2 separate regions of the Homo sapiens genome follow, and region 2 is linked to region 1. A link is a loop called in an ENCODE intact Hi-C map of the cell type or tissue named here. Cell type or tissue: endothelial cell of umbilical vein. All regions are shown on one strand. Links, peaks and the distances in the headings refer to the core of each region. The heading gives the core; the rest is flanking DNA.

Region 1 (9,354 bases), core at 919-8,918:
GCTTTTTTCAGTAAGATCCCAGCGCCTGTGTAACCCACTGAGAAAGGCCTTCCCTACCCAGCACCAATCAGCCTCCCAGCCCAGCTTCACACACTCCAGCATCTCACCTGACATTTTTCTTCACAGCCCTTTTCACCATCTGCAATGGTCAGATTTACATGTGTTGTTATTTAGTGTCTGTCTCCTCCTACTAGAAAGTCAACTCCATGAAAGCACAAACCATGTCTGTCTTGTCCACTACACACGCTTGGCTTCAATAAGTATTTATGGAATGAATCCATGAATGAAAAGTAGGCAGAAAGAAGCATGTCAGTGTTGACTGGAGTTATCCAAGAAAACTCCAGGAACTCAATGGGCCTTGAAGGATAAATAGTAGTAAACTAAAAAGAACCTGATTGAGCTAAGAGCTCTCCTCTTTTTTCTCACTGATATTCCTGGCCTCCTTCAGCATCTTCAAAAGGCAAACGAATAACTCCAAAAGCAATTGCTAAATGCTTATTGAATGGAATAAGTTAATTGTGAAACAATTCCAAGTGACGTATATCATTCTCAGTTGAAGTTATAAGTTTGGGGTTCACTGAGGCTGTTTTTGGTCTAGTCACAAAAGCAACGGTGTCCCAGTTAGAGACTGCCCTATGTCTAGAGTAAAACCAGAAATGAAGCAGAGCCACAAGAAACCCAAAGAGGTCTTGATGTAAGCAAAAAAGTCTACTTCAAGCAAGCTTCTTTCCCACCACTAGGCCTCAAGCCTAACCTAACAAAAAGTACACGGAAAGTGAAATCCTGTTTGCTTTTGTGACTTAAATCCTGTAGCATTGCCTTAGTTTTTAACTTCTGTACCATGCTTTTATTTCTGGTAATATTTATCTTTTTAAAAATAAATCTAAGGCATAATCTCTCTCTCCATTAGATACCTGTTATGGACTGAATTGCATGCCCCCAAAATGAATATGTTGAAGTTCCAACCTCAGTACCTCCAAATCTCACAATATATGGAGATAAAGTCTTTAAAGAGGTCATTAGGTTAAAATCAGATGTTTAAAGGGTGCTTACCCAATATGACTTGGGTCCTCATAAAAAGAAGAAATTTCAACAAAACATGCATGAACAGAGAACAGGCCATCTGAGGACACAGCAAGAAGTTCATCTGCAAGCCAAGCAGAGAGGCCTCAGAATAGACCAAACCTACTGACACCTTCAACTTGGACTTCTAGCCCTCAGAACTGTGAGAAAATACGTTCGTATTGTTTAAGCCATCTTGTCTGCAGTGTTTTGTTATGGCAGCCCTGACAAACCAATAGAATATCCATACTCATAAAGTTTTTCATTGTTGCTGTGTCAAATAATTATACCCATTTCCAACTCATGGTCCCCAAAACTTGTCACTTCAACCAAAACCAGGTGAGATATAAAAGGGAATTACACATTCAGTTGGAAGGAGATACATACAGAAAACCCCTTAAAAACCGGGATCTTTTTTCTATTCATATCTTTCATAATAGTGAATCAGAAAAAGGTAAATTAAAGGTTGTTTGGGAAATTGACAGATCTTTCTTTGGTATGATACCAGGCTCAAGATCCTGTGCTTGTCAGACTAAGACTAAGATTGTACTACCTTTTTACTCCATGTGTTATATCCTGAAAAAAATTCCAAGTCCAGGGAAAAACTTGATAAATAGAAGAATGAAAATGTGCTGTCCAAAATATGTAAAAATACCACAAAACAGATTGTAGAGTATTGTCTATAGCCATTTAACTTGCATGTGTGATAAAGAGTATCATCCAAATATAACCTTATGAAATTTTTTTTAACTTCTAGAAGTCAAAAAGTACCCAAACACACACACATACACACAAACTTATGCTTTGTAGACGGGAGGGAGGTTTGCCATATGTGCGACAAACCGAAGGTTAAATCCTTATTACCTAAAACACAGCTTATAAATTCATAAGAAAAAGATAACTTATCATAATAAATGAATAATATTAAGCAATTCACAAAACAAGAAATTCAAATGTTCTACTAACTTTTTATTCTTTTATTCATTCAATCAATATCTATTGGGCATTTGGTATGTGCTCAGCATAATACAAGACACCAGGTACATGGTGATGAGCAAAAACTGGCCCTTCTCTGTAATTATTCGCAATATAATATTAAACCCAACTTACAATAAAAGAAATTCAAAATAAAATGGTGCCAGGGAATAATCAGACAAGTGTAGAATTGCATACAAAAATATTAATTGAGCTATTATAATAAGGAAAACTTGAAACTACCTTAATGTTTATTAATTCACTGTAAGTTAAATAAATGGATATAGACACTAAATTTGTCCCTAAAAATATGTAATGTCATTGGACAATTCCCACTGCAAAATATGATGGAAAAAAGCATGTGATACTGATGTTTAGATATATGCAAATTTCATATTTTCTACAGTAAAAGTATTATTCTAATAATTAAGGAAAACGCTTTTTAAACAACCAACATGAATGCTTTTGACAGGGATGCCATCGTGTAAGTTAATTGCCAAATAAACTAAATAAACTTTTTTTTTTACTATTATTCTTCAGTTGACAAATAAAAACTGTATAATTTACATTGTATGACATAATGTTTTGAAATATACATAAATATGCTTTCTTGGATGCTCACAATTTGGGTACACTTTGGAGCATACTGGAAAATGCTCCTAACGTTGGAAGCAACACAGTCCCCTTACTTGAGCGATAAAATGTTACTTTGTTCCTTAAATTAAAGAAAGGTTCGAAGTTTAGTTTGACATTCACCTCTGCCTTTATAAAACAAACACAGCCTATAAAATAACTTAAACGCCCAGAGTGCCGAGTTTCGTCGGGCCCTGGCTGCGCCGGGCCGAGCCCTGCCCCGCGGAGGTCGCCGCCCAGCACGGTCTGCAGATGGCAGCCTCTCGCGGAAAGCCCCGCAACGCCGCTTCCTGCCTGGGGGCGGCACTTGGGGCCCGCGCCGGGGTTTCAGAAACCTGTTCGAGCCGTTCCTTTATGGCGGAACGTTCTTATTTAGTAAATATTTATTCCACTCCCCGAGGACCCAGCACTAATCACTGCCACTTCTCTTTAATAATAAATGGTGAACTTCAAATGCGGCAGAACTCAGCCGGCTAATCAGTGCTCGCCGGGAGGTGCAAAACTGTCTGAAGCCCACCGGTGGACATGAAAGACGGAACATTTCCTGTTCCAGCTCTCGGTGGCCCAGAATAAACTTCAGCCGAATGAGAGGATGTCTAGGCGGCCGCCCCCCGCGCGCCGGCCCGGGAGCCCGGGTTCCATCTGCCCGCGGCCCGGAGGTGCGCCCCTGCCCGCTTCGCCCCGGGGACCCTCGGAACCCGCGGCTCTGCCCTCCACACAATCTGGGCTGCCGCTCCCTTGGGCTTTTCGTGAAAGCTTCCTTTTAAATTCGCTGTTTGGTCGCAAGCCATTTAGCCCTTTCCGTGGGCCCGGGCGAGGGGCGGAGAGCGGAGAGCGACCCGAGCTCCTGGGAACCTGGGGGCTCCGCGCTGGGGACTCCAGGCCGCCCGCCTCGGCTCTGGCCAAGGGGTCAGCACGTGGGGTGGCGTTTGCCCCAGCATTCCAGCCCTTTGGTCTCCAAAGGCTTTTTGTATTCACTAGGGAAGGTAAGGGCCGCCCCTTTAATGGTTGCATTTTGGAATGTAACAAACTATGAGGACCACCCGGTACGCTTGCGTTGGCATCATACGAGCCCCGCGGTCCCACCGTCACCCACGGCTGATTTGGAAATGCCACGGGGCCTTTGGACATATGGAAAGACTTTTGGCCCAGACACAATAATAAAAATATTCAAAACGTCTTGAGACATAACTCATTTATCTACAATTCTGTTTACTCAAGGTGTAATTTTCATTCTATATTGCCCATTCTGGTGAAGACATGAGTGTTTGAAGCGGGCTGACTATAGTTTTATGATAAGCCATATTTTAGCTTTAAATAAGAACTGCATTGCCTCCAAAGTATTCCATCTTTTGTGTAACAGAGACCCACAGATCCTAAGTGAAATTTGTTCTCAAATTTAACACATTTCTGTAACATATTTAAACCTGAGTTAATTTAGAATGGGTTGCTGGCACCACTGGGATTGATACTGAAATGGTTTTGCCTCATTCACATCGAGCCCTGCAAATGTACTTTAAATTCTACGCTCTTAATAATCCCTAGGCATGGAGAAAAGATTGGAAGTTCTTTTTCTACAACCGCTCACTGAAAACAACACAGTGCACGGTTTCAGTGATGAGCTTGGAGTGCCCCTCTGTGGAAGAAGGTGGGCACTGCAATTTTTCTTTCCTAAATTGACTTGCCGGTGTCTTAGGAACTGTGGTTCTTTACCTCTGCCAACCATGAAATTCGATGTTACTTTTCCATTAACTTTTGTGGATTGAACCTCACTCCTTGTTTTATATAGAAACTTAAATATGTGTTGAAAATAATGAATGAATCTTCTTGTCTCTCCTGCCCCCAAAGCTTTCCAACTGATGATAAAAGATGAGAACATTTTCTTGCAAAGCCCAAAGCTGTGTTAGTACCTATTCTGACATTTAGGACTAGACAGAATGGCTTGATAAGGAGCACAGATAGATGTTATCTTATGTGCCCGCAGGGGCTGCTACAGAAAGCTACTGAGACAGAGTTTGAGCTCAGGAAGAAAAGAATGATGTGATACAGAAAGTTAGGTGCAGAAAGTAAGTTAGTTACTCTCCCTCCAAAGAGTTGAAACCTGTGTTATTGATCTATAACAGTGCTGGCCATTGGCTCATTGTCGTGAGTTTATTTCATTTACTTCCGTTTTAATCTCAAAAGTCAAAACAGTGTATTCAGGCAAGGCAAGGTGACTCACACCTGTAATCTCAGCACTTTGGGAGCCTGAGGCAGGAGGATCACCTGAGGTCAGGAGTTTGAGACCAACCTGGGCAACGTAGCCAGATGCCCATCTCTCAAAACATTTAAAAATTAACTGGTCATGGTGGCGGGTGCTTGTAGTCCTAGCTACTTGGGAGGTTGAGGAGGGAGGATCACTTGAGCCCAAGAGTTCAAGGTTGCAGTGAGCCAAGGTTGCACCACGGCACTCCAACCTGGAGTGAAACCTAAATTTGGTTTCCCTCAGAGGTGATAAATCTTCACCTGAGTCATATGTTCAAGTTATACTTTAACAAGAGATATTTTCATTAGGATGCTTTTAACTGCGACTAAAACCCAAAATCTGTCTTATACAATACATGAGTACATTGACTCATATAACTGAAAATTCAGCTCAAGCTTCAAGCAAGGGTTGATATAGAGACCCCCCACAGTGTCACCATAGTATTAATTTCCTTCCATTTTTCTGCTTTATTGTCCAGGATATTGCCAAAAGGGGGATGGATGAAGCCACCAACATCATGGCTGCTCGAAGGAGGTAACTCAATGTTCTCTAAGAAGGAACGACACATGAAAATGGCTGTCATTTGAAAAAAATATATTTTTATCAAAGAGAAAATAATCTACAGATAAGACAGTATTTAAGAAGCAAAGCTTTATTTATTTTGAGTCTGTTTAGGTCCATGGTGGAGGAACTTGTCCTCCCATTTGCCACAGTATAAACGTTTAGTATGCCAATAAAAAGAGGCTGTGGTGAATCCCAACACACACACCAGGCTTCACACAGCACACCAAACTCAGTGCACCTGAGAGAATCCATGGTCTTGACTCTTCATCGTCTAGGGAAGTAACTGAGACTCAGGGCAGAGAAGTGAACATAAATTTCATCATATGAAAACTGAAAAGGCACTTCAAAACGTAAGTGGGGATCAAAGCTCTGCACACCAAAACTTGTTTATTAGTCAAGAAACAACAACTGCAGGCCGGATGCACTGGCTCATGCCTGCAATCCCAGCACTTTGGGAGGCCAAGGTGGGTGGATCTTTTGAACCCAGGAGTTTGAGAATAGCCAGGCAACATGGTGAAAACCCATCGCTACAAAAAATTAGCCAGGCATGGTGGCGTGCACCTGTAGTCCCAGCTACTTAGGAGGCTGAGGTGAGATGATCACTTGAGCCCAGGAGGTTGAGGCTGCAATGAGCCAAGATCATGCCACTGCACTCCAGCCTGGGTGACAGTGCAAGACCCTTTCTCAAGACCCTGTGGTCCAATTACAGATAGCAAGCTTCTTTTTCTCTGATACCCACAGCTCCTACTTGGCTTCATATGATGTTTTCTAAATTGATACACACACGGCAAAGAATACATTCCATAGTGTAGGAAATATAACTGGTATATGAATATCAAGTGCAGGATCTCACCAAGATTATTGTTTAGGATGAGCCTATAGTTTACACATCACTGATAGTCCATCTTTTATACTCTGTTTTTTAACTTTAATTTTAGAATTCAGAAATAGCCATGAACCTTCCATAGAGTCAACCTTGCACATTGAAAGCAAATTTTACATGCCGCTGTATTCACAGAAAAGATTTGGATACTCTGGATATGTATAAAGGTTTACGAGAAAAAATTTCTAAAGCTTTAAAGGCTGTCAGTCTCTTTAGTGTCAAGCCACTGATTTCTTTACCTTTTTTTTTTAACTTTTTAAAGAAATGAAGCTCATTGGCTTTCACTCAGTAATGTTCTCACTCCTCTATTTGTTTTGCAAGGAACTTCAAGTCTCTTCTGTATGTAATCTTCAATCTGCCAAATTGTATGCATGACTTGTGTTGGTGTTAAAAGATAATTGCTCATTTGAACATTCTAAATCTAGCCTTCCATGGCAAGTTTACATTCCTCATGCAAGATAAAGTGAATGGGGAGATCATAAAACTGGAGCTATAAGGAACACTGTTTGATCATGGTAAGATCGGTTTTGTTACTTAATTACTTTGTTTAAATTCATCTGAAGAACCAGTTGTAAATATTTTAAACCTTATTAAAGAAACACTTGAAAAAAGGGCCTCAGATTTCTGCTTCCGGTCGTAAAAGAGATTAAATATTCTGAAAGATCCTGCCCCTCAAAAACAAGTAGATCCTGGATAAATCATCCTTTATTTCATTTCTGAATTAGTAAGGACAAGGGGAAATCTTCAATATCCTTCAAAAAAAACTTTTCAAAAGGCAAGACGGTGAGCAATAATAAAAGGGGGAAATGGGCTGGCCTAAAGACAAAAGCTAATATCAGAGCTGTGTTAGCTGAACTAACTCTCGGGCTAGAAGCAAATAGAGGAACTGTATCTGAAAGTACTACTTTAAGCTAACATTCTCAAAGGACACTAAAGTATTCCAGGTCAGTATTTCCCCTGTTTCCTAGCAAAAGCAAAGTGTTTTCTGGAGAAAATTATCCCCTATGTATTCCCACAGGATTCTCACAGATTAAAAGGAAACAAATATGAGCTCAAAACCAAAATCAGCAAATACACATTGAAAGAAGTCACCCTTATTACAAGTCACCAGTAACTACAAATAGATTTAAGCCCCTAAGCCATTCATATTTTGGAATTGTTGGATACAGAATATAAAATTGCAATCTATGAACTGTTTAAATAATGAAAGATGTGTTCATAAAATGATTGTTAAGAGACTGTCAAAAATATGCAGATTTGAAAAATAAAAACAAAAAGGACTTTTGGAAATAAATATAATAGTTGGAAAAGAAAGTTTAACAAATAGTTTAAGTTGCAGATTAGCTGTAGATGAAGAAAGAACTGGTGAACTGGATAATATATCTGAAAGAAATATCCAGGATCCAGTATAGAGAAAAAAAGGAGGAAATATTAAGATAGATTAAAAGATATGGAAGATAGAATAAAAGGCTTTAATATATATCTAGTCAGAGTCCTTGAGAGGAGAATAGAGAAAATTGAGAGCTGCTATATTTGAGGAGAAAATGAATTTTTCAGAATTGATGAAATGCAGGCCAGGTATGGTGGCTCATGCCTATAATCTCAGCATTTTGGGAGGCTGAGGTGGGCAGATCACTTGAGGCCAGGAGTTTGAGAGCAGCCTGGCCAACATGGTGAAACCCCATCTCTACTAAAAAAAAAAAAAACAAGAATTAGCTGGGCGTGGTGGTGTGCACCTGGAATCCCAGCTACTCAGGAGGCTGAGGCAGGAGAATCTCTTGAACCCAGGAGTTGGAGGTCGCAGTGAGCCGAGAGCACACCACTGCACTCTAGCCTAGGAGACAGAGTGAAACTGCATCTCAAAAAAAAAAAAGAAAAAGAATTGATGAAATACATATGTTCATAAGTGAAGAAAATCAATGTATCATAAGCAAGATAAGTAAAAAGAAGTCCATAAAGATACACATTTTAGTGAAATTGCAGACCATAAAAAACAAAAAGAAGATATTAAAAGTAATTTGAGGCTGGGCACAGTGGCTCACACTGTAATCCCAGCACTTTGGGAAGTCAAGGCGGGTGGATCACCTGAGGTCAGGAGTTTGAGACCAGCCTGGCCAACATGGTGAAACCCCATCTCTACTAAAGATACAAAAATTAGCCAGGCATGGTGGCAGGCACCTATAGTCCCAGCTACTCAGGAAGGCTGAAGCAGGAGAATAGCTTGAACCAGGGAGGCAGAGGTTGCAGTGAGCCAAGAGTATGCCATTTCACTCCAGCCTGTGCAACAAGAGCAAAACTCCGTCTCAAAAAAAAAGTAACTTGAAGGAAAAGGAATGATGATTAGCATCGCAATAGTAGCAATAGAACATAAAAGAAAGGGTTTAATAACTTTAAAATATTTAGAGAAATTAACTGTCAACTTAAAATTATGGACTCAGCAAAACCATCTTTTCATAAATAGTAAGAAAATAAAGACATATTTAGTTGAACAAAAAACTAGAGTTTGGCATCAACAGATCTTCACAGAAACTTCTAAAAGATGTCCTTCAATAGAAGAAAATTATTGCAAAAGTCTAAAATGCAGAAAGAAAAAATTGGTACAAATGTAGATAATTCTAAGATGACATAATATGTATGAAAAAGAGATAAATAAGGACAAAGAGGAAGAAGTAGAAAAAAGAAGGTGAGGACAAGAAGGAGATATAATTTACAGGGTTTAAAAAATAAGGTATAGAACTAAAGTTTTTGCTTTCGATAGCATTTGAGTCAGAAGTAGGTAGCTGACTGAAAAGTGTTATAAGATTCGTTTTATTTTTCAGATCATTTAACTTATTGATTCACTTTAATCTTACTTAAATTTAACATGTTTGATAAGATTTCAATAGTACTAAAAGAAAATAGTGTATTATGTTTAAGTAGTAAAGGGGAAACATTTGGTTAAGAAAAAAATTTAACCAAAAAAGCTAAATTAATTTTTTAAAGACAAGACAAG
Region 2 (9,354 bases), core at 947-8,946, 800 kb before region 1:
TTTTTAAAAATAGGAAGACATCATTAACAATTTATTTAAAAAAAATTTTTTTGAGGCAGGGTCTCACTCTGTTTCAGGCTGGAGTGCTGTGGTGTGATCAAGGCTCACTGCCACCTTGACCTCCTGGGCTCACTGCCACCTTGACCTCCTGGGCTCAATTGATCCTCCTGCCACATTCTCCCAAGTAGCTGAAACCACAGGCACATGCCACCACACCTGGCTAAATTTTTAATAATTTTTTTTTGTAGAGATAGGGTCTGGCTATGTTGCCCAGGCTGGTCTTGAAATCCTGGGCTCAAGTAATGCCTTTTGCCTCAGCCTCCCAAAGTGCTGAGATTACAGGCATGAGCCACTGCACTTGGCCAACAATTTCCATTTTACTCCATAATTTCCAAAATTATTATGTGCAATGATTATGTAAAAGTAAAAGTCTTTATTATAATTAAGACTAGGCAGGGCATGGTGGCTCACGCCTGTAATCCCAGCACTTTGGGAGGGTGAGGCAGGCGGATCATGAGGTCAGAAGTTCGAGACCAGCCTGACCAACATGGGAAACCCCGTCTTTACTAAAAATAAAAAAATCAGCTGGGTGTGGTGGCGGGCACCTGTAATCCCAGCTACTGGGGAGGCTGAGGCAGTAGAATCGTTTGGACCCGGGAGGCCGAGGTTGCGGTGAGCCAAGATTGCACCATTGCTCTCTAGCCTGAGTGACAAGAGCGAAACTCCACCTCAAAAAAAAAAAAACACAAAAACAAAAAACTGAAACTGGAATAAAGATGTTCTGTCACTGGTTATTTAAGCAAAAGCTGGTAGTTACTTCTTAGGAATCTTAGATGGGTTGAGAGTTATACTTGGGGTAAGGAGTTAGACCAGGCTCCAGCTGAGAATTTTCCAGCTTTGTAATTTTATGAATCTGTAAGTAGGTAACTTTTATAGAACATAAAAGGGTCTTCTGCTAGGAACAAACAAAACACAAAATCAAAAACACTTTTCCTTGTGTTAAGTGCATTTGTAAGCAGCTGGTTGAAATTCTTTTTTTTTTTTTTTGAGACAGAGTCCTGCTCTGTCACCCAGGCTGGAGTGCAGTGGTGTGATCTTGGCTCACTGCAAGCTCCTTCTCCAGGTTCACGCCATTCTCCTGCCTCAGCCTCCTGAGTAGCTGGGACTCCAGGCGTCCGCCACCACGCCCAGCTTATTTTTTATATTTTTAATTAGAGACGGGGTTTCACCATGTTAGCCAGGATGGTCTCGATCTCCTGACCTTGTGATCCGCCCTCCTCATTGTCCCCTGCAATATTTTAAGAAAATAAAAATGAGAACAAAAATCAACGAAATGTGTAATGAAAACAATAGTGTTTCCTTCAAAATGAAAAATATTTATATAATTGATAAAACTGTACCTGGATTCAACAAGGAAAAAAAGACAGAAATCACCAATATCAGGAATAAAAGAGGTGACATCAGTAAAGATCCTAAGTATAAGCATTAAAGAATAATAGAATAAGAAAGGAATTTTATGGGAAACTTCATGTCAGTAAATTTGACACCTTAGATGATATTAACAAATTATTATTATTATTATTATTATTATTATTATTATTATTATTATTTTGAGATGGAGTCTTGCTCTGTCGCCCAGGCTGGGGTGCAGTGGCATGATCTTGGCTCACTGCAACCTCCACCTCCTGGGTTCAAGCGATTCTCCTGCCTCACCCTTCCAAGTAGCTGGGACTACAAGTGGGTGACCCCATGCCTGGCTAATTTTTGTATTTTTAGTAGAGAAGGAGTTTCACCATGTTGGCCAGGCTGGTCTTGAACTCCTGACCTCAGGTGATCCGCCCACCTCGGCCTCCCAAAGTGCTGGGATTACAGGTGTGAGCTGCCGTGCCTGGCCAAAATGAACAAATTCTTTGAAACACATTACTTACCAAAACTAACACAAGAAATAGAAAATATGAATACTCCTATATTTATTAAAGAAATTGCATTTGCAATTGAAAATTTTACCCTCAAAACAAATAAAACTCTCCAAAAAGTCACATTAGGTTAAAGCTGTTCAAATAAAATTTTGTTTTTAATTCATTCCTCCTTCTATCACTCTCAAATTTAGCAATTGTATTCCTCAATGTTAGATTTTATAAGTAAGACTCTACTACATTCCTCAGTTCTATTTCACAATGGCTTATTCTGCTTACATAGTCATTTGGTCTGCCTCTGTTCATATTTTGGCATGTATTTTAATTCGGGCCCAGTTTTTAAAAATAAACTTAAAAAAATTGATATGACAGCCCATCAGAAAACTACACAGGCCCTAAGTGCACAGTTTGATGAGTTTTCACAAAACAGGTACAAACTCTTGTAAACAGCATGTAGATCAGAGATAGAACACTACCAGCACCTCAGAAGCCCACCTCATGTTCTCTCTCAATCACCAAACCCTTTCCAAATCTCCCCAAAGTTAACTACTCTTCTTATTTCTAATACCATAGATGAGTTTTGCCTAATTTTAAACCTTGTATAAATGAAATCACACAGTATACGCTCTTTTGTATTTGGCTTCTTCCTTTCAAAATTGTGTTAAAGGACTGGGCGCAGTGGCTCACACCTATAATTCTGGTACTTTGGGAGGCTGAGGCAGGTGGATGGCATGAGTCCAGGAGTTTGAGACCAGCCTGGGCAACATGGTGAAACCCCATCTCTACAAAAATTACAAAAATTAGCTGGATGCGGTGGCGCATGCCTGTAGTCCTGGCTACTAGTGAGGCTGAGGTGGGAGGATCACTTGAGCACAGGAGGTCGAGACGCAGTGAGCTGAGCTGGCACCACTGCATTCTAGCCTGGGTTATGGAGCAAGACCTTGTCTCTGTTAATGACATCTATTATTACTGTATCGATTTTATTGCATGAATACATTATAATTTATTTATTCTATTTATTAGACCAAATTTTTACAGTGAAATGGATGTATTTTAGAATGCTCACTGCATTTTTCCTGTGTCCTTTATTGTAGCATTTTAAGGTGAAAAACCTAATAAATTGATGGCATGCACACAGGGCATGATGGCATTTCCCCATGTGAAAACACAGGTTTATTTGAGCAGTGGTGATTTCTTCGTCCTCCCCTGCAGGTTGTTACAAGTAGGTCTTGAGGAATAGGTATACAGATACTATGCAGTTTGTTACCATTTGCCTGAAGATCTTTAGCATGGCATAAAAATACATATATTTTAAAAAAATTTTTTTGAGATGGAGTTTCACACTTGTTGCCTAGGGTGGAGTGCAATGGCGTGATCTCAGCTCACTGCAACCTCCGACTCCTGGGTTCAAGCGATTCTCCCGCCTCAGCCTCCAGAGTGGTTGGGATTACAGGTATGTGCCACCACGCCCAGCTAATTTTGTATTTTTAGAAGAGATGAGGTTTCTCCATGTTTGTCAGGTTGGTTTCAAACTCCTGACCTCAGCTGATCCGCCCGCCTCAGCCTTCCAAAGTTCTGGGATTACAGGCGTGAGCCACCACGCCTGGCCTTTTGTTTTAACTATCATAAAATTGGTATATTTGAGAAATGGGAGCCTTTGGATCATAACATTTCAGATAGATGGTTCTTTAGATAATATAAATTGTTACATTATTTTGTGAAGATAATTGAATGGTTTACCAATAATTATCAAAAATTCTTAAAAAAAACCCCCACATTCTTGTGACTAGTAAATATCCCTGTAAGAGAGACAGTACAGTCCAGGTTCAAATCCATGCTTTCCTGCTTACTGGCTGTGTGACCTTGAGCAAATTCATTATTTTTCTCCACTATATTTCATCATTTGTACTTACCTCTTAGTGTTATTTTGATGACTAATTAATAAAGCTATTATTAAAAAAAATAAGGAATCAGCTGGGCATGGTGGCTCACACCTGTAATCCCAGCAATTTGGGAGGCCAAGGTGGGTGGATCACCTGAGGTCAGGAGTTCAAGACCAGCCTAGCCAACATAGTGAAACCCCGTCTCTACTGAAAATACGAAAATTAGCAGAGCATGGTGGTGCCCACCTGTAATCTCAGCTACTCGGGAGGCTGAGGCAGGAGAATCCAGGATGATTCTGTTGAACCCAGGAGGCAGAGGTTGCACTGAGCCAAGGTCACACCACTGCACTCCAGCCTGGGTTCCAGAACAAGACTGTCTCAAACAAACAAACAAACAAACAAACAAACAAAACCATATATATATATGTATATGGAATCTCGACAAAGATTTATGTTTGAAGATACTTGTTTCTAAGGTATTCATAATAGTGAAAATTTGAAACCAACCTGGAATTTGAATCCAATCCTGGAAAAGTGAGAAAATAAGTAGGAGTTTACTATTTATATAGTGAGATGTTAACAACAAAACAACATTGCCAATGAATTTATAAAAATTGTGGAGCCTGGGCATGGTGGTTCATGTCTATAATCCCAGCACTTTGGGAGGCCGAGGCAGGTGGATCACGAGATCAGGAGTTCAAAAACAGTCTGGCCAAGGTGGTGAAATCCCGTCTCTACTAAAAATACAAAAATTAGCTGGGCGTGGTGGTGGGTGCCTGTAATCCCAGCTACTCAGGAGGCTGAGGCAGGAGAATTGCTTGACCCCAGGAGGCAGAGGTTGCAGTGAGCTGAGATAGCACCACTGTACTCCAGCCTGGGTGACAGAGCAAGACTCTGTCTCAAAAAAAAAAAAAAAAAAAAAGATTGTATACAGTTTGATCACAATTATATAAATTATATAAAAACATTCATAGCAAAAAGATTTGGAGTATATACATAAAAATGTTACCTCTGAGTGGTGATATTCTGTTGTGGATTTAATTTTTTTATTATTACTATTATTATTTTATATTTTCCAGAATTAACCAAACTTCTTTCCTCCTTTCCTTGCTCTTCTCTTTCTCTCTCTCTCTTTCTGACTTTTTTTTGTAGAAATAGGGTCTTGCTCTGTTGCTCAGGCTGTCCTCATACTCCTTGCCTCAAGTGGTCCTGCCACCTAGGCCTGCCAAAGTGCTGAGATTATAGATATGAGTCACTGTGCTCAGCTCAGAATTAAGTTTCCGGAGCATTATCTTTCTAATCAGAAGAGAACACAAAACAAAAATTAAATCATCACTAAATATTATTTAAGGGAAAAGCAGGGCCCTTAGTTGTGAGCCAGCCTGACCTCTGGTGAGGCTGAGAAGCCTGAACCTTCTAACCATAGCTGTCCTCTTGGCCTGTTTTTCTATGGATGCATTATGTTAGTGAGTGCACTTCAGCAACTGTTTGCCAAGTTCTGGATTTTTTAATAATTCCACTTCATTCTTTTTTATATGAGAAGGTAGTGACCGTCCTGGAAATATATGTCATTTCAGCACTCCAGTTGGCTCTGGATCCTGAATTGTTGCAGCCTGTTTGCCTGGTAATCTCCTTGTCTGTGTAAGTTGTTAGGGGCAACCAAAGGCAGCTGATCACTTAATTGTTGAAGGCCAGAAACCTGGCTCTTTCATTAGTTCCCATCATGTTCTTGAGAGCAGCCAGTGTTCGGCCTCGCCAGGTTTTCCATCCTTTCTAATTGAAATGGTATACTTTTCTTTGGTGTACTCACTGAGACTTTAGCCTGATGAGTGGTATACAGAAACAGCTGCATACTAAAACAAATTAAAAATTTTCTATTGTTGATCATAGATAATCTATTTAAGGCAGATAAATGAAACCATCTTGGTGTGAATGACATACAATACAGTGTTTTTGTTTGTTTTTTGGGTTTTTTGTTGTTTGTTTTGTTTGCTTGTTTGTTTGTTTTTGAGACAGAGTCTCGCTCTGTCGCCTAGGCTGGAGTGCAGTGGCGTGATCTTGGCTCACTGCAAGCTCCGCCTCCCGGGTTCACACCATTCTCCTGCCTCAGCCTCCCGAGTAGCTGGGACTGCAGGCGCCCACCACCATGCCTGGCTAATTTTTTGTATTTTTAGTAGAGACGGGGTTTCACTGTGTTAGCCAGGATGGTCTCGATCTCCTGACCTTGTGATCCGCCCTCCTCGGCCTCCCAAAGTGCTGGGATTACAGGAGTGAGCCACCACGCCCAGCTTGTTTTTTTGTTTTTGAGACAGAGTCTCGCTCTTTTGCCCAGGCTGGAGTGCAGTGGTGTGACCTCGGCTCACTGCAACCTCCGCCTCCTGGGTTCAAGTGATTCTCCTGCCTCAGCCTCCAGAGTAGCTGGGACTACAGGTGCCCACCACCATGCCCAGCTAATTTTTTTTTGTATTTTTAGTAGAGACAGGGTTTCACCATATTGGTCAGGCTGGTCTCGAACTCCTAACCTCGTGATTTGCCTGCCTCGGCCTCCCAAAGTGCTGGGATTACAGGCGTGAGCCACTGCGCCCGGCCCAGTTTTTTCTTTGCTTAAAATTGGCATCACACTGTTCCATGTTTTCTTTTTCATTTTTGTTAGGTTACTGATTGAGAATCCTCAAATACATGGAAATTGTGGGTACCTTGTCTTTTTTTTTTGCAAGACGGAGTTTCACTCTTGTTGCCCAGGCTAGAGAGCAGTGGCATGATCTCAGCTCACTGCAACCTCTGCCTCATGAGTTCAAGTGATTCTCCTGCCTCAGCCTCCCTTGTCTTCATATCAAGCAGTGTTGACTTCCAATGAGTCTGTTTCCTTATGTAGTCTAGAGTATTGGTATTTTATGGGCAAGTGTAGTTAAATCAAATGTCCAAATCCAGTTATTTAAATGGGCAGTAGCGTTTTGAGGAGCTTAATTTGCCTTAAAAAAAAAAAAGATTTCCCTTTCTCTTCCTCCCACCAACCCCATGGATAGTTTTTCTAACACTGAGGCTTTGAGAACCTAGTGCCAAAGCAACCAGTTGGAAAGAGAAACATCCACGTAATGACTGGTTGTTTTGTCTATGCAGTGTGAAACAAGAAGTTGGCATGATTTTATTTTTCACCTAGTTGACAGTTTTGTTTTGTTAGATTTCTTTGGACTGAAATGATTTGTTGATTTGGTATTGTGTAAACCAAGCCCAATTCCACAGTACTTTTGTGACTATTAGGAAAAAAGAAAGAAAGAAAAAAAAAAAGCAGGTGAAGAGTGAAAAGAATAATTAAACTGCTAGCCAGGAGACTTGGTGATTTTGTTCCAGCTTTGTCACCCATCAGTTATGTGACCTCGGGCAGGTCATTTCACCTCCTCGGACCTTCGTGTCCTTAAATGTCCTAAAATGAGGAGTCTGGGCAAGACAAGTCCTTAGGTTCCTGGCAGTTCACCTTTTAATAATTTTTTTGACCTGGAGGCTGCAGAATAGAGCTCTAGTGTAATCCTGAGATCAGTTGGTGACTAACATTTGAGTAGCTCAGGGAGAGAATCACAGGTTTGCAGTTGTTTTTTTAGAACCAGATCAGTTTTTGGCTGAATTCTGACTTTATTTATTTTTATTTATATTTTTATTTTTTGAGGCAGAGTCTCACTCTCTCACCCAGGCTGGAGTGCTGTGGTGCAATCTCGGTTTACTGCAACCTCTGCCTCCTGGGTTCAAGCAATTCTTGTGCCTCAGCCTCCCGAGTGGCTGGGATTAAAGGTGCTTGCCACCACACCCGGCTAATTTTTGTATTTTTAGTAGAGGCGGGGTTTCACCATATTGGCCAGGCTGGTCTCAAACTCATGATCTCAAGTGATCTACCCTCCTTGGCCTCCCAAAGTGCTGGGATTACAACCCGCAATTCTGACTTTAAAAACATTTTTTTCCTATTTTTTATTACAAATGGGTAGATGTTACTTGAAGGAAACTTAGCAAATACAAATCAGCAGAAAGAAGAAAATTTAAACCACCTATAATCCGAGATATAACTGACGTAAACAGTAGGTGTACATACCTCCAGATTTATAAATATCATCTAAATACAGTCAGTTCTGGTAAAATTCTTGTTTTGAAAACATGAAGTTGTTCCAACACTATTGATAATAATAGGGAACAATTTGAGCATAATGTGAATTTTGTTTTGCTTATGCACGATTTCATCCATGGGAAATACTATGCAAACACAGAAAACTTCACCCAACTGAATCGAGCCTCATGGAAATACACATAACTTGCACACGTGTGCATACACACACACACACACACACACTCCTCACAAGGACATTGAGCCACACCTATTGACATGTGGTATTACAACCTTTTGTCTCATTTCAGATAACCTTCCTTCAATCACTTCACAGTAATTGACAGCTCTGCCACCCTTGCTGCCTCTGCCACCCTGGCCCAGCCACACCTTTCCCTGTCTTTAGTTTTCCCCTCTGTCCTCTCAACGTGTTTTATATTGCTCCTTTCTATTTCCTGATCTTTTTTCTATCTTTTGTTCTTATATTTTTAAACTTACTTTAATTTTAGTTTTTTTGAGGCAATATCTTGCTCTGTCACCCAGGATGGAGTGCAGTGGTGCTATCATAGCTCACTGCAGCCTCAAACTCTGCAGCTCAAGCGATCCTCCCATCTCAGCCTCTCCAGTAGCTAGGACTACAGGTGTCTCACCATGCTCAGCTAATTTTTTTATTTTTAAATTTTTTGTAGACACAGGTCTCATTATGTTGCCCAGGCTCATCTCGATTGCCTCAAGCAATCTTCCCTCCTCAGCCTCCCAAAGTGCTGGGATTACAGGTGTGAGCCACTGCACCCAGCCCTTTTCCCTCTCTGTCTCATTATTCTCTTACCCTTTTTCTATCGATTATTTTTTTCCATTCCCATACAAGGTGATGGGTGTGGGAACCTGGTGGGCAGCCTAGTAGACAGGGAGATGCTGGCTTCCACAAGCAAACTGCAGATTTTTTTTTTTTTTCTCAAGGTAAAGTGCTCTACAGTAAGTCCTCATTAATGTCATGCATAGGCTCTTGGAAACTACCAATTGAAACAAAACGAAGTATAACAAAACCTATTAATATAAACAAGAGTTAAGTTCCCACATCAGGTTTCTGGTCACAAAAACGTCATCAAACTTCTACATAAAGACACTAAACACTTCTAATACTCAACATTGAATTGAAATAAATATGAGCTATACACATATTTAAGAAAGATTAATCAAAACAAGTGAGATAATTATTTACCAAGTTTTTAGTCAATCGGTGTGTGAGGGTGGTCATAGAGGTGGTGTGTTAAATCAAGGAATAAATATTTGCAAAGCAAAAATTGTCAGAAACACCTCCTACCACCAGGCAGTTCAAAAACAAACAATAAGAAATATGGGGGTGCTCACTGAGCACTTTTGTGCTGCCCCATTTATGATTGTGCATGTGTATGATTATCATATACTTTATGAAATTTTATTTGACAATAATTTGTATTTACTC

What was found. Peaks named below come from ENCODE experiments on the same cell type or tissue, not always from the same donor. Only the 100,000 strongest peaks of a DNase experiment are listed, where the experiment ranks them.
Region 2: it touches region 1 in a loop (4-fold over the local background); 2 of 110 quality-filtered maps call a loop at or near these places.

Annotation. Positions count from the first base shown.
Region 1 is chr3:182,679,455-182,688,808 of GRCh38, forward strand. No RefSeq gene overlaps it. Among named protein-coding and RNA genes, the nearest start is that of LINC02031, 40 kb to the left of the region's middle. RefSeq lists silencers at 2,808-2,877, 3,288-3,357 and enhancers at 3,028-3,077, 4,202-4,251. In endothelial cell of umbilical vein, for the core only: a CTCF peak has its summit at 4,296; DNase peaks (open chromatin) are centred at 2,977 and 4,297; H3K4me3 peaks cover 1,174 bases; H3K27me3 peaks cover 550 bases.
Region 2 is chr3:181,875,067-181,884,420 of GRCh38, forward strand. No RefSeq gene overlaps it. Among named protein-coding and RNA genes, the nearest start is that of LINC01206, 73 kb to the right of the region's middle. In endothelial cell of umbilical vein, for the core only: no CTCF peak of the experiment used is centred there; a DNase peak (open chromatin) is centred at 5,215; H3K27ac peaks cover 436 bases.